Linked DNA regions of Mus musculus: region 2 is linked to region 1. Evidence: chromatin loops called from intact Hi-C (ENCODE). Cell type or tissue: heart. All regions are shown on one strand.

Evidence for each region. Hi-C counts contacts between places; a loop is a spot of excess contacts. Peaks named below come from ENCODE experiments on the same cell type or tissue, not always from the same donor. Only the 100,000 strongest peaks of a DNase experiment are listed, where the experiment ranks them.
Region 2: it touches region 1 in a loop (4-fold over the local background); 1 of 42 quality-filtered maps calls a loop at or near these places.

The regions. Positions count from the first base shown.
Region 1 is chr14:36,914,612-36,922,611 of GRCm38, forward strand. It overlaps Ccser2 (coiled-coil serine rich 2), which reads right to left. Exons shown (of 11, transcript NM_027045.1): 5 at 3,823-3,985. Among named protein-coding and RNA genes, the nearest start is that of Ccser2, 50 kb to the right of the region's middle. In heart, no CTCF peak of the experiment used is centred here; a DNase peak (open chromatin) is centred at 4,770; H3K4me3 peaks cover 1,181 bases; H3K27ac peaks cover 1,785 bases.
Region 2 is chr14:37,134,060-37,142,059 of GRCm38, forward strand. Ghitm (growth hormone inducible transmembrane protein) reads right to left here and starts at 1,263. Exons shown (of 9, transcript NM_078478.5): 1 at 1,136-1,263. In heart, a CTCF peak has its summit at 3,757 (motif pointing left); a DNase peak (open chromatin) is centred at 1,302; H3K4me3 peaks cover 2,013 bases; H3K27ac peaks cover 1,579 bases.

The DNA of each region.
Region 1 (8,000 bases):
TCAGAAACAAGGCATAGATAGCTATTGGCTCTCACTATTTCTATTCAACACCATGCCAAAAGATTGCGCAAGAAAGAAAACTACACAGATTGAAAAGAACAAAGTAAAACTACCTGTTCTCAGATGAAGTCAAGTATATACAACATCCTAAAAGCTAAGGACAAAGTTAAGCGCCCTTTGCATAACAATGGAGTTGTTCATGGTTGAATAATTACAATAAAGGAGGACACTGAGCCACAAGGTCACAAGTTTTATAAAGGACGCACAGAAGGATCAATAAAGAGGAGCTGATCCAAGTCTCAAACTAAGAGTAAAAGTGACACACCCCACCTCCAAACAGTATAATACTAGGATTCCTAAAACATAAGGCTCTCACCTATAAAAATGCTACTGGAAAGGAAATGCACATAGTTAAGAGCTAGATTGCAGTTATAATTTGAAAAATAACCACATGGAGGGCAGGGTTGTACGTTTTGTTAGGGTAGCAAGAATTCTATATAACGTAAACGTTTTAGGGGAAAAAATGGGAAAAAATAGGAGTGGAATATTAAGCCAGGGGTAAAAGGAAAAAGTGGTGCTATGATGAGAATAGCGGAAGATCAGGATCGGCGGTTCTGAAACAGTGGTGCCCCGACAGGCCGAGGCTACTGACAAGGCATAATGCTATAATGACCCTAGGATACCAATGGTGGTTGACAGTCTCAGTCTTTAACACTAAGTCGAACACAGAAAATGACAGTTCTAAGGCATGCTGTGGTAAATTTCTTTTTGTGACACCCACCCTTGTAAATAGCTCAGGCAAGCTTAGAAAACCCAGCACAGCCACAGGAAGCTTGAAGGAAAACCACAAACTTCTGGGATCTGGCAATTCACAATCATAAGTGCTTTAAAGCATATCAGTTCTAAGGAGGAATTTATGATCACATTTAGGAAAAAATGCTCTTTCTATATATATACATATATATACACATACACACACACACACACACATATATATATACATATACACACATATATATATATATTTATTTATTTATATATCTTTCACTAAATTCTGCGAAGTCACAATTTATAGAAACAGGTATAATGCAGCCACCATTTAAACAAGTAATTTAATTTGTTCATTCTTAAATTTACCTGAGCAAACACCTCTCTTCTGTACCTGCTAATATATAGGGAATCAGAGTTTAGGGTTCTAAACTTTTGGGAGGAGGCAAGGTATGTTTTCTAACTTTACTGATAGACAATTATACTCAGCCTCAGTTGGGACATTTCTAAGGACAGAGACAATTACCTCCATGTTATCCATTCCATTTCTTTTCTTTTCTACAAATTTTATCTATTTATTTTATGTGTCTAGATGTTTGTTCCTATGTATGTCTGTGTACCTTGTGTACATGGTATATGCAGAGTTGAGAAAAGGTGTGGTATTACCCCTGGAACTGGGATTAGAGATAGTTGTAAGCCACCATGTTGGTTCTGGGACTTGAACTTGGATCCTCTGGGAAAGCAGCCAGTGCTATTAAGTGCTGAGCTATCTTTCCACATCCTCCCCCCATTCCAATTCTAGTAGGCTGAGGTTCAGTTATGGTAAACCTGAAAATACCAGACTCTATCATACAAACTTCTGCATCTGCCCTTGTTCCAAGTTGAACGTCCGACATTAAGACACTAATCCCTGCAGTCTCCAGTCAGCCCTGTAGGACTGATTCAAAGTAACATCACTTACTCTGAGCCATCCTAGATAGAACATACACACACTGCTGCTGTGCACTCACGGTATGCCTTCCCATCCCTTTATCACGCACCCATTATCACAGCACTAACACTACAGTGTAAGTATCCACGTGCTTGTCTCTCCACAGCCTCTATATATTACTCATATGTGCATGAAATGGCACAGACACAAGTCTTTTCCTAGCTTCAGTGTAACGATGTCTACTATTAAGCCATATTAATGCAGAATTCTATCATATTTAACACAATAGTCCAAGAAGCCATTACCAACCCACAACTTTCACTTCTCATACTATCTTCAAATTCATATCAGCTCAAGACTTTCGGGGAGCATACAATATACAGGCTATCAATGAGTATTAAGCAAATAAACACATTTTAAAACTAAGCATTTGTTATGGTTTGAATATGACGTATCTCTCACAGGCTCATGTTCTGAGTATTTGAACCCAGATGGTAATGATATTCTGGGAAGCTGGAGAATGTATGGGAGGAGGCTAGGAAAAATGGTTGAACTTTTGCAGGTTATACCTGGCAGTTAGTTCCAGCCTCAAACTCTACTTCCTGGTGTGTAGTGATGTAAGGAACCTCTGCCATTTGTTCCTCAAACCACGAGCTTTGCCATTCCTTTCCTGCCCTGATTGACTCAAACTTTGAAATAAAGTAAAAACAACCCTATCCTGTCTGTTAGCCATTTCTGTTGGGTGCTATGGTGACAGTGAAGCAAAAAGAACTGACACTCAATGCTTGTCACTTAGGCTTCATACACCAGCCTTAGTTTAACTCACCATAAACACATATCTCAGATTAGACAAGAGGGATGCAAGTAGTAACGAAGGCAATCTTTACACCAGGCTCTTGCCTGGCAGGATCGACTCGGAAGCTGTTCCCATCAAAGCCTGAATGTACAGACATACTGTATGCATTCTGCTAGACTGCCTTCTACACACTTCTGAGTGTTTACTCCAACACAAAGACTCGGGTGGATCCGATTTTTCCTTAATCTACTGAAGAATATTTTATCAGACTAGAACTTGTTCAGCTTATACAGAAGAACATAACAAAGAAGAGTTAAGAATATTACTCGGTCACCCTGGACCTATCCAGTGTACATCCAAACTCACACATGATAGCTCCCTCTGTATTTGTCTTGTACGGTGAATAAATCCTGGAGAAACAAATGCTCCGTCTTACACACAGTGTGCATCTGATGACAATGTGTCAAACTTTGTGCTTTGCTTTGCTTTGCTACAGGACCCTTAGCAACAACCCTGCTTCTTATTTTAGAGAGCACAGAGGAACATGTATTTTTCTTCTATTAATTTTCGTCTCAGTGTAATACACTCCATGATAAACATAAATAGTTTGTGGAATGAGATGTTCAAAAATTTTTAATTAGAAAAAAAATAAAAACAAAACTGCCACTGTTTCCCACAAACCAGCTACAGCACACACCTTCATCCTGATCCATGGAAAATGCTCACAAAAAAGCATTTTTAAGCCGCTCACCAATGGTGCACTGAAGACTGCAGTGTGCAGAGGGTTAAACAGACTTAACTTGCAAAGCTAATCTACAGCAGGTGAACTTCTGCCCCCAGGTGTGAATGGCTGTGAACGCATTATAGGACACGGTCTGATCCAATTTCATACCATTCTATGCTTCAAAATGCAAAGTACTTCTAGTGTCAGATGGCCTCCGTTATCAGTATCTGTGGAATTTTACATTTTTAACTTGTAAGCAAAATAAAACCAATAACTTAGTAGTTACTTTTTACAATATTATTTTTAAAAATTATAAAATAATAAACTCAACATTCATTAATTCTAAAATTAAGAGTCGTACCTCAAGTCAATCACAACTTAAAAGTTTATGTCATAGGCACAAATGCCATTTGCAAACCTGTGATAAAGCTACTAAGAAAAGACTTCAGCTAGGAAATGATTAGTAACTGTAACAATTACATATCACACATAACCTGAACTAGTTTTGGTACTTTGAAAACCAGGCAACATCAGCTAGGAAACAGAATTGTTAGTCACGTTAGGCGGAGGACAGACATGAAGCCATAGTCAGAGCAGACTCACCTGCTCAAGTCACTTTGTCCATGGTGATGATAGTGACCAGGGTGGCTGAGGTGGTAATGGTCCTGTCCACTCCACCTCTGGGGTGGCCTTTTCCAAAATCCGTCCTGCGACTGTCGTACATTTCTGTCTGTTCGGTCAAAGCGGTTCATATTGTCACACTCCACTGGGCAGATTAAAAAGCAACAGTCTATAAATATGTGCACACTATAAAAAGTTAACTACTAAGCCTGATAATTAAATGCTGCTAAAAGTATTTTTTTAATTCTAAATGCACCAACCATGTATGCTAACTAATCAAAAAAAAAAATAGTTTTCCAAAGGAAACCAGTTCTTAACAGTGAAAACTGAACTTCATATCCAAACTGAAGTAAATTACAATACTTCTCTATCAACCACGTAAGTGAACAACGAGCTGTTGGGCTGTTTTAAAATACAGGAAAACTTTCCTAAAATCAACATTACCTATTTCAAATACAAACAATGAGGATAGGAAAACGTAGATCTTAAGAACAGCACAGGACCCATTCTTAGAAAGGAGTGCCTCAATTACGGTTCTCAGCCTCAAGAAGCACAAATTAAACTTCCATCATAGACGATCGTGGTTTTAAATAAAGCTCACACTTTTAAAGTGTAAACTGCTCCAATCTGCCTGCGACAGAGCTGGCTCAGAAAGACTAAATTGTTCCTGAAACCAAAGCCAGCGCTCGTAACAACAAACAGTCCACTCCTGAAATCCGAACACCACAGAACCTCCACAAGAATCCCTGAGGCGGCCGAGCCTCTTCACTCACCCAAATGCAGTGCCCTCACATCTCGGAGCGCTTTCTGAGAAAGCTACTCGGTACAAGGGAGACATTGTGCTGCCGGCTGCCTACTCAGACATAGTTGCACACAAGGCGCCGCTCAAACAGGCCTTCCTTCCTGCTCCACTCCCAGCCCTCCCTGTGGGAAGCAAGCCCAGCCTGCCCTGTGACTCCATCTTCGCTCCGTGCTTACATAGCTACTGAGTTAGGACTGTTACTAAAAATACTCCTAAGCACTAAACCCATGCCACGGAACAGGAAGGGCTTCTCCAGTCCAAGAACTAAACGAAAAGGTTCAGAATTCCTTGTGATAAAAACCTTTACATATCAGTATAATCGTGATTTTTAAAACTTGACTTAACTGTCTGTAATCATTAACCAGATACTTGGCTTTGAAATTTGCTGATTGTCTCATTACAGAAGATGAAAAAGTTGCTCATTTATACAAAGATGATGCAGAAAGAGCATAGCAAACAACTTAGCCTCCCTCACAAGCACACTCAGGGTTGTGTGCAGTCAGGAAGAGTCTGCACACACTTTTCTTTTTTGTTAGAGACAGCTTTTAAAAGTATAACATGAAATTACTTCCAATAATGTCCTGTTCTTTATTGTTAAAATTATGAGGAGCTTAAGTTTGGTTATGAAAAGCCTAAGGATAATAAAGGTCTAATGACTGCTTCGTTCAATGATGGCAGGAGAAGTGCGGTGGCAAAGGAAAACTTTTTAGTATATCTTAAAAGCTTAAAGCATATTTCTGTGTAGCCTCTTCAGTAACAAGCCCAGCAAACTCATGGATGCTCACACTCATGGGTGCAGAGTCCCAGAGCATTTGCACCGGGCAGTAAAACACCCTCCAGTTCAGCTACTTTGACCTTTAATTTGGAAAGAGAAATAGCAAGTACCAAAGAAATCAATGTTGCTATTAGATTGACGGGGTATATTGCTAGAATAAAAATCAGTATATTGCAAAGAGTAGCAAGAGGCACGCAAACAGGCCAGACGGCCACACGTGAGATCAACGGCATCACACAAATTACTATGTGTGCTGCCTTAGTGACCAGACTCCAAACTAGGGATCATTGCTGAAACCTGAACTCAATCCTCATAGAGGGTTAGCTGGACACACATCTGCCACAACTGCAAAAGATCAAAGATCAAACTTGAGACATAACTTTCAGAAGTCCTGAGAGTTCTCCTGGGAGTGCTACTCCTACACTCTCTCCGGCATCTACCCATCCAGCACATCTCTACAAACATCAGAATCGAGCTAAGATGGTAATATTAAAACATTAGTGGTAGTTATCCGGGAAATACTAAGACAGTTCTTTACAGAACAAAAGATACAGAATAGAAAAGGAAATAAAAACAATAGATTCCCGCAGATAAACCAAGTTCTAGGGCCTACAACGAACAGAACAGTGTGACCACAGGGAAGGAAGTCCCCCTGAATGTGTAATGCTGTACGAAGATGGCACCTGTGATAAATCTCAGAGGAGGACAAGCCTAAAGCTACCGCAACTCAAAAATACTAGAGCTAAGTTAAGATGCTGATCTAAAAACACCTTCGGCCAAACGTAACCCTAACCATGACCTGAAGACTTTTTTGGAGAGCAGTTTCCTTCCTTCTGAAGGTGGTCACTAGTTCCAAATAACAAATGGCAGCATACTGTAGTTCTAGTGCTCTAAGAGACAGATGATCATGGTGTTAACCCACTGGAGAGAGAAAAGGATCTAACAGCTAACATGGGGTTGTGGTGTGAGAGTGGCTATGTCAGGCTAGGGATCATTTTCCCTGGTGTGATAAAGGAACACAACATGATACCCAATGTATCCTAGCTTTTTCTCTTACAACTTCCAAGTCCCATGAGAGTAAGGATGACAGAGAGAATAATTGTTGAATAAGTAATTGGCTGAAAGATAGGATGGCATCATGACTCCCAAAGCCTGCGGTGAGTGCACTTTACAGAAGGTTTTATGCTATCAAGAAAGTTTTCAATTGGAATTTAGTTTTTAAAAAGAAAAAAAAATCATGTCAGGGAAAAAAATATACTTGAATTATTTCACAAGTACTGACACAGAAAGAGAAATTCCTAGAATAAACACAAGTAACTAGAAGCAAGCAGAAATAAGATGAGTCTCATGTATCTCAATACAAAGTGTAGCAAAAACGTGACATTATGGATTTGAACATAAAAGAAGTAAAATCTAGTCGGCAAGTGAACTTTGTGTGGGAGTCAGAAAGTGGTTAGAAAAACATCCTTTCAACAAAGTCTAAAGTCTAAACAGAGTGGCTAAAATAATTAACAGTATACAGAGAAGATATTCACTAGGGCAAGCCACTAACCTGAGGATTATACTCTGATGTGCCAAATGCCAGGTGTGTGTTTGTGGGCGATGGGTTGGCCATTAGAATTTCCTAAACAAGAGGAAAGGCAACACATCTGCGTTTCTGACATACCAGAAATATTGTGAAACACACTACAACAGAAAGAGGCATCCCACAACAGAAAGAACCAATTGCAAACATCCAATAGCCTTCCAAAAGAAATTCAGATTGCAAAACTGTTTCCTTATGAAATTCCTTGGTATACTAATTCAGGTCAAGGTTAAAAAAAAAAAAGAACAGCTTGCAAAATTAAAACAATCTCTCACTCAGTACAACTCTTCCTTCCAAGACACAACTCAAGCCTAAATGTTTCATGCTCCCTAGCCCACAATTCCATGCCTCCTGGATTTCCCTCTGAAGCACCTCGCCCTCTGACCTGTTGCCAGTCCCTTTAAACTAGACAAAGGTCTTTTCAGCACAGTATATGGTGAAGCTAAATGCTTTCAGAACAGGGAAAGGTGCACAGTCTGGTCTTCTCTGCTTTGCCTCATGGCTAAAAGGTCTACACGGCACTGGAGGAAACCCAGAATAGTTCTGAGGAGTCATAACATAGTGCTGGCAGATCTGTATCAACTAGTTCAGAATTAAAAGACACTGCACACAAAAACAAAGATGCAAAACACTGTAATGAATATGGCAGCAGTTTATGAACCTACGGTGGGAGCCAGGAATGGTGGTACACACCTTTAATTCCTGTACTCAGGAGGCAGATGCAAGTGAAATCTCTGTGGCATCAAGGTCAGCCTGGTCTACACACAGTTGTAGGCCAACCAAAGCTACATAGACCCTATGTCAAAAAAAAAAAAAAAAAAAAAAAAAACCAAATAAACAAAAAACAAGAATGGAGCACAGAAGACAGACAGTATAGAAAAGGGTTTTCTGACTAAGTCTTTCCTGCAAAAATAGCCTGAGCTCTGAATCAGGCCTGCAAGGACATAAGAGCTGGGTGACACCTTAATTCAGAGCAGGCATCAGGAACAGATGAATAC
Region 2 (8,000 bases), 220 kb after region 1:
TTTTACAAACATAGCTTGGCCTGATATTTACTCCATCATTCAATGAGTAAAAGTAAAAGAATCTGTGTGACATTTCAGCACAAGAAAAACATCATCCAGAGAAAAGATAACTAAACCACTCGAGACTAAAAACCATGAACAAAAGCCAGGCATGCAAATGTCTACCAAGTAGGTCAGATGTTACTTCCCTTTAAGATACGACAGATACATTCAAATTAAATTATTCCACTACATAACATTCAATCAAAATAAACAAAATTGCCCTGCTAGGTTTCCCTGTTAAAACACCTTCTGGTATTCTTAATAGGGTAACCCCTGCCCCCAACATTCTAAAATTGAATTGTCTCAGTTCCAGTTAGACTATATCGATAAATAGTTAAGTACACGCCTTTCTGCGATGCTAAAGGCACATTTCTGGTCAATGAGTTGTGATGAATTTTAGGCAAGTGATTTGTATTTCCGCTTTCTCCCCATTTGTAAAATATTTAAATACAAGAAAACTTGGCCAAAATGGGACTTTGAAATCGCCCATGAATTACCCTAAAACTATAGGAATGTAAAGAAGTTTTAACTAGCACCTCCAAAGTTAAGAATTTCCGGAACTACGAAGTGCACACAGCTCTAGGCATCTGACCTTGCGGAAAAAACCCGGAGCCCTTTTGGTACTTTCATGCCATTACATCATCTCAACCTATGGCTTCAGCTTACTGACCCGAACAGAGCCTACCTAGTCTGCGTGGCCTTATGTCGTGGAACAGCCAAGAGGGTTATCTGCCATATATTTAAGTGCAGATTCTGGACGTCTGAAACCGGCTCCTGGGCTGGGTCTCTACGAACTAGTGGCGACCCTTCCTAACGCTTCCTTGAGCTTGAGTGTTCGGATGCGCCCGGTCCTCCCCTCTCACCGCTAGCCCGCTGCCTCCGCGTCCACGCACCACCCCCACGGCACCCGATCGCCGACAGCTAGGGCCCCCGCGCGGGTCCCCGAGCGGCTGACTCAGCATCCCTCTGCCCAGGGAGATGAAGAGCGAGGACGAGCCCGGCCTTCCCGCCCCGCCCGTAGCAGCCAGCCCAGATCCCGCTGTGCCGACGCCCGTCACAAGGACTGGAATTCTCAGGCCTCGCGAGGCAGTACCTCAGCTCCGGTCACCTCTACCACGGGGCTCCCTTCCGGGTCACCGAAACTCAGAGTGTGCGACCTCCCTCTGCCCGCTCCTCCGCAACCGCGCGACTCACAGCGTCACGCAATATCCGGACAAAAGGTAAATAGTACAAGCAGCCAATCGAGAGCAGGCTTCTAACGGAAGGGCGGGCGCAGTGGCGAAGGCGGGGCTTGGTTTGGAGACCGGACCAATGGAAGTTTGTGTTTCGAAAACGTCACAGTCAGCGTCCTTTCTGGGTCCGAGTAAGGAAGCCGACACTGGCAAACGCTTTGGGCATCTGCGTTGTGCGTTGTGCGCACTCGCTGCCAATAGGTGTGGGGGCGAAAAAGGGAGTTGGACTGGTTGGCAGCGCACTCCTTAAGTCCCACTTTTTGGGGAGGCAGGTAGATCGCTGTGAGCTCTAGGCCAGCTTAGAATTACTTTTGTTATTGGATTTAGGTTTAACAATGAATTTTCACATTTAAATTGGATTTTGTTCTATTTAAGAGTCATTCTTAAAACACGTTTTACGCCGAGAGTAATTAGTTTGGGTTAATCGTCTAGTCGCGTTGGCTGGCACGAAATTAACTAACCCTTAGAGGTATAATTTAGTCAGACTTTCGTTAACTGCTTAATTTTTATCACTGCTGGGGCTGTGGCTAGGCAGGGTGTCTTGAGCTATGTGAGAGGTACTTGACGCGCTCTCCTTTTCATTCATTATGCAAATGTTAAGGGATTTGATACTGGTTTAGTGAGTTCTGCATATATTAATTTACTTTGAATTAATTATAAGGCCAGGACCAAATCTTTTGTATTTATGGAATGACAGAACCCACCTAGGCATTTTCACTACTTTGCTTTAGCTATTATGCTACATGAACTCATGTATGAACATATCAATACACAAAATTAACTTGAGCATTTTAATAAAGTTTATGTTTTTATAACTTATGATCAATTTTTTTTTTGTATGTACTGAAAACTAAGCCTTAATTTTAGGAACTTTTAGAAGTTAGATGGATAGTTAAACAATCATTGGTTGAGTTTCTTGTTTTGGGCGTTTAGCCAGAAAATAACGCCAATGGTCTATATAGTAGTGAGTTTCAGAATGGCCAGAGTAAGACAGACCTAGTCTGCGGCAGGGGCTGGGGGTGGGGCATAGTGTCAAAATTGAATAACACATTTTTTCTAATTGCCATAAAAACATTCCTACCAAATGTGGCATTTTTTTTTTTTTTAAATTAGAGCCAACCTGCTTCTTGAGTGTACTACTGATGGTGAGATCTAGAGGGGTTTATTTCCGAGTTTTTCTTTCCTTTCCTTTCCTTTCCTTTCCTTTCCTTTCCTTTTCTCTTTTTTTTCTTTTTTCTTTTCTCTTCTTTCTTTCTTTCTTTTTCTTTTTTACCTTTTGACTTTTCAATGACATTTTTGTTTGTTTGTTGTCAAGCTTCAGGCTCCACTTGAGTAACAGAATACATACAAACCACTCTTCTTGTGAAGGTTTTTATTTATTTTATTTTATTTTATTTTATTTTATTGTGTGTGTGTGTGTGTGTGAAGGCTACTGAAATGCCTCAGTGGAAAATAATTTATTACAATAAGAGACATGTCTCTTTTATTTTTGGTTAGGAGCCTGACCTTTAGTGCTTGAGCCATCTTTTCAGCCCAAGAGGTTATTTCTTGGTATCCATGAAAGAGCACCCTCCTACAACTTTTGATAGAATCAAACCAAGAATACTTCCAGTGTTGCACAAAGGAATACACAAGCAAAGTGAAAGTAGATCGGTATAGCAAACTATTTTTGTTAATAAATAAAAAAGTATGTGTGATGGTTTATATGTGTTTGTTCCAGGGAGTGGTACTATTAGGAGGTGTAGCCTTGTTCGAATAGATGTGTCACCGTGGGCATGGGCTTTGATACCCTAGTCCTAGCTGCCTGGAAGTCAGTATTCTGCTGCTGCCTTTAGATGAAGATGTAGAACTCTCAGCTCCTCCTGCACCATGCCGGCCTGTATGGTGCCATGCTCTCACTTTGATGCTAATGGACTGAACCTCTGAACCTGTAAGCCAGCCCCAATTAAATGTTGTCCTTATAAAAGTTGCCTTGGTCATGGTGTCAGTTCACAGAAGTAAAACCCTAACTAAGTGTGCAACAACCTAAAGCAGGATATCGAGCATATCTGGCAGGAAGTTCACTTGCTTTTTACTCACACCAGGATGACTCTCTCTGTTCCCCATTGACTGGGGAGCCACCTTACAACCTTTATGATTAACTAGTTTTAAAAGAATTTGTGCAAAGAAATGGAGAAAAATGAGAAGGTAACAGCCTTTTAATTCACCCAAATTCTTGATTACTTCAGGGCTTTTGCATAAACAACAGTTTTATCCAGTGGTGTGATGGTGAGGCATTAAAACATTTGCCTAAAGGTATTACAAGAAATGTGAGTGGGAGCCTGATAAAAACGTTTGCATCAAAGTCTTACAAGGTGGACTGGAGAGATGGCTCACAGGTTAAGAGCACTGTCTGCTTTTCCAGAGGTTCTGAGTTCAATTCCCAGCAACCACATGGTGGCTCACAGTCATCTGTAATGAGATATGGTGCCCTCTTTTGGCCTGCAGGCATACATGCAGGCAGAACGCTGTATACACAGTAAATCTTTTTTTTTTTTAAGTCTTACTGAAAGGAAATAAAACTGTAATTCATGTAATGTATGTTAAATAGCCCAAAGAGTTGTTTCTGAGCTTTGAAACCTGGGGCTGAGAACATAGCAGAACAGACCAGGACATGCCCGGGCAAGCCCATCGCCTCCCTAGCTCCCACCCCTCTGACCTAAGTTAAATGTTACAGGCTGCTGATGTTTAAATGGACCAATCATGTGGAACTGTGCCAATTCCTCCCCCAGCCCCACTCCTTTTCTATAAAAACCCCTAGCTTCCAAGCCTCGTGGTCGAATCCACTGTCTCCTGTTATGTGAGATACGTTTCGACCCGGAGCTCCGCCATTAAAAAACCTCTTGTTGTTACATCAAGGTGTTGTGTTCTATTCTTGGGTGCACGCCGAATCGGGAGCTGAGTGGGGGTTTCCCCACTGAGTTCTTTCATTACAAGGTGAGGAGATAAAAAGATTTGAATCCCTTGTCATAAAACTTTTACACTATTTGACAGAAAAGACTAATTAATAGGTCGTATTAACCGTGAAACCAATATTTACTGGGTGTTCATTTTGAACCATGTACTGTAATAAGGATGACTAGTAACTGAAACATATGCCTTTAGGCACTTATTTTCTGGTGGAGACAGAAAACACACAAGCATAATGTTAGGTGGTAAAAAGTACTAAGAAGAAGGAGGAGAGGAGGAGGAAGAAGAGGAGGAGAGGAGGAGTTGAGCCCTAGAGGTCTAGAAAATAGACTATAAATAGGATAATTACCATGTAAAATGTATTTTGAACCTTTATTATCTTCTAAGGAATGGTTTATTGTCATTTATGATCATCTAACTAGATAAATCTTGACAGACATAATGCTTTGCTGTTATATGGGTAAGAAAATAGTTTGACAGCATCCGAGGTCTTATCGCTTCCCTCTGCAAATGGCAGGAAAAGTCTAGAGAAGCTGTTACTGAAGAGATTAACTATATGGAACATGGATGGAGGATGGGCACTTTAATCTTCAGACACCCGATTTGAGTAGCTCACAAACAGGATCTCTGTTTAGCTCCTTCAATCTTTCCTACAGCCTTTGTTACAGCAGAGAAGGAATTTACAGCACAGTAATTGAACCTTATTCTTTGTAAAGAAAGTAGGGCTTTGTTTTTATTCCCTATTTTCCTTTCTCACTTTTGTGGCTTCTATTATCATATTAGTTATTTTGAAACAGGGAATTAAACAGCTCACATTATGAAGAAGATAGGCTTTTTTTTTTTTTTGTGGGGCCAGTGGACCGTGCCATCAGACAGAAGACCCGATAAGGTTGAATAGGCCCAAACCCTGGGGAATCTCAGAATTGAGAACAGTGCGCAGGCGTGGTGGAGTCAAATCCCTGCCAAGCTCTACTTCTGCTGGGACGCCTAATTGTGACACCCTACTGAGAGGGCCATGACAATCAGTCACATAGGGACAACACCTGAAGTCTTTTCCCATGAAAATAGAGCACTCTTAACATCTCAAGCAGGGCCAATGGGAAGCATGAGTTATCTCACCGAGATGGACTGAGAGAGGCTGTTTTGTTGAGCTGCAACACTCTGGGGGAGGGTTTTCTTTCCTGAAGCATTTGCTGCTGGACTTTGGATTCACCCAGCAGGCAGGTGATTCATGCCCCTGCTGACCTGTCACCACTGCTGCCAATGACATTGGCACTGCTATGGTATCAAGAGTCCCCGGCTACATACCCTGCAAGGTCTTCTTTTCAAAGAGCTGTAACACTTTGGCCATTTGGGCAGGCTAGAGAACCTGAGGAAGCCGAGGACTCTTTTGTTCTGGCCAGGCCAGAGATCCTTGGAAATTATCCCTTGGTTCCACCAAGAGTAACACCTAGAGACCCTTATTATGGGCTGTGCTCTGCCTCCCCTGCGTGGCCACAACACTCCCAGAGGCAAGGCAGACTCTTGCCATTGTGGAGAGGTTCAAGGTGTAAACAAATGACAGAAAGGAAGGAAGGAAGGAAGGAAGGAAGGAAGGAAGGAAGGAAGGAAGGAAGGAAGAAAGAAAGAAAGAAAGAAAGAAAGAGAGAAAGAAAGAAAGAGGAAGAAAGAAAGAGGAAGAAAGAAAGAAAAATAAATAACTAATAATGCAAACAAAAGCTGATGAAGGCTAGAATTGGGGTAACAGAGGTGCTTTGATCATAAAAAGAGAAAGAGATATAAGAAATGTTCTGGTGGGGTGTGGGGGAAAGGGATGTCTTGGCAGGCCCATGCCTTCCCCCTGAGGGACCAGCCACATGACAGTATAGTATAGAATAGAGTTTGTTTAGGGCATGGGGAGGGGAGTTAAGAGAGTAGTAGAGGCAGAGAAAGGCAGAGAGAAGGAGAGAGTAGAGAAGTGGAGGCCGGCCATGACCGCGTGGAGAGAGGGAAGAAAAGAATGGGGGGAGGGGGGAGCAAGGGGCAAAAGGCAAAAGTATGAGAGTAAGAGAGGCAAGAGAGAGAGAGGAGGGGGCAAGCAGCCCCATTTATATTGGGCCAGGCCTACCTGGCTGTTGCCAGATAACTGTGGGGGTGGAGTCCAGACAGAATACCAACATTCCCCCATTTTGGTTTAGTTAAAAAAGAAAAAATTAGAAAGAAGTGATGGTGAAGCAGGAATAGGGTCCTCGTGATATCTGACTGCTTCATGCTGACATGGGGGCAGCATGTCTCTGGGGAACCCAGAGAGACATGGGTATGGGGGATGTTTGTCCATTCTTAGGAGAGTTGGCTGTTTCCTTGCTATCCAGGGTCTGTGGAGTCATCCCAGGATAAGTCAGAAGGAACAGATCCAGTAGGAGAGTATGTGTCTGTGAGAGGAGATTGGAGCCTCTGGAGGTTGCTTCTCTGGAGCTGTCCTGGGGGTAGTAAGCGCCCAGACTTGACAAGATGTTGAAATACATTATTATAGGCAGAGAATAGGATTAAGTACATTTGGGAGAAAGAAAAAATTTTTCTTAAGATGTACAATTGAAACTCAGAGGAATCCCACCCTTTGGAATAGGTAGCAAGTGGGAACTCTGGGCAGATGTACTTATCTAGATGGAGGCTTTTTGGTCCATGAGAGGTAGGTGAGTGGGTTTCCTGTAGCTTATAAGTTTATAAAAGAGATAATATGAGTTAGCAACATTAGTCTTTAAGATGAGCCCTTTGTGGAGCAGAAGGAACAAGTTTAAAAAGTTGGATTGTATAGTGGAATGTCTTATAAGAGTTAGGCAAATTTATAGGAACTCAGATAATATTAGGACAGTGGCATAGCAAGAAGAGGAAATATGAAGCATTTAATGAATGGAAACAGAGTTAGGTAAGGAGATAACAGATTATATCTGTGAAAGATTTCTTCTAGCTGTCAATGAACTCAGAAGTCTGAGAAAGAATAAACAGTAGTCTCTCAGTTATATATCAGTTGTATATTATTTTTTTAAAAATGACAGAGTCCACTAGCTAACAGTTCTCTGTGGTCTGCATGGTCTCTTTGGTAACTTGGGCAATCAGTCTGGGTTTCAAGTGCAGAAGACGCAGGGCGTTTTCTCTGTGGAACAGATACAAGTGACATGAGAAATGGCTTACCTTGGTTTTAGCTAAGTCATTTGACTCAGAGTATCCAGTGTTGTCCACAGTGTATTTCAGTGATTATCATATCACAATCTAGGCAGCATCCTGTAGCTTTGTCTACATCTTCTGAGACTTCATGGGAGAAACTGTTAGAGGCTTTTGGGAATTCTGTCTGTCATGAACTTAAAAATTAAACTTCTGACAGGATTGAGCACTATGGTTATAACTGAATAGAATTTAATAGCAGTAGTCAAGACAGGATAGGAAAGAGAATCTTAGGTAACTTTGACAGGTTGTGTAGGTAGAGAGAAGTATATTTTTGTATTAGCAAAGAAATATTCGGCTAGGACTAGAATAAGAAAGCTGGCAGCAGTGTCATAAGATCGTGGTGACAGAGTTTGTCCTATAACACAAACTGAGTACGCAGGCCGTGAGAACAGGCCAAGGCTGTGGGAACATAGGTAAGCACTTGTGCCCTTTCGACTGTATAGCACACATAGCCGATGCTGGGTGGCAGCAGCTCTTGCTGGTGGACTTGTGGCCCTCAAGGCCAATGTGTCAGGGCAGAACCGTGCTATGGGTCAGCTGTAGGCAGGGACTTCATACCAGCAGCCAGAAGTC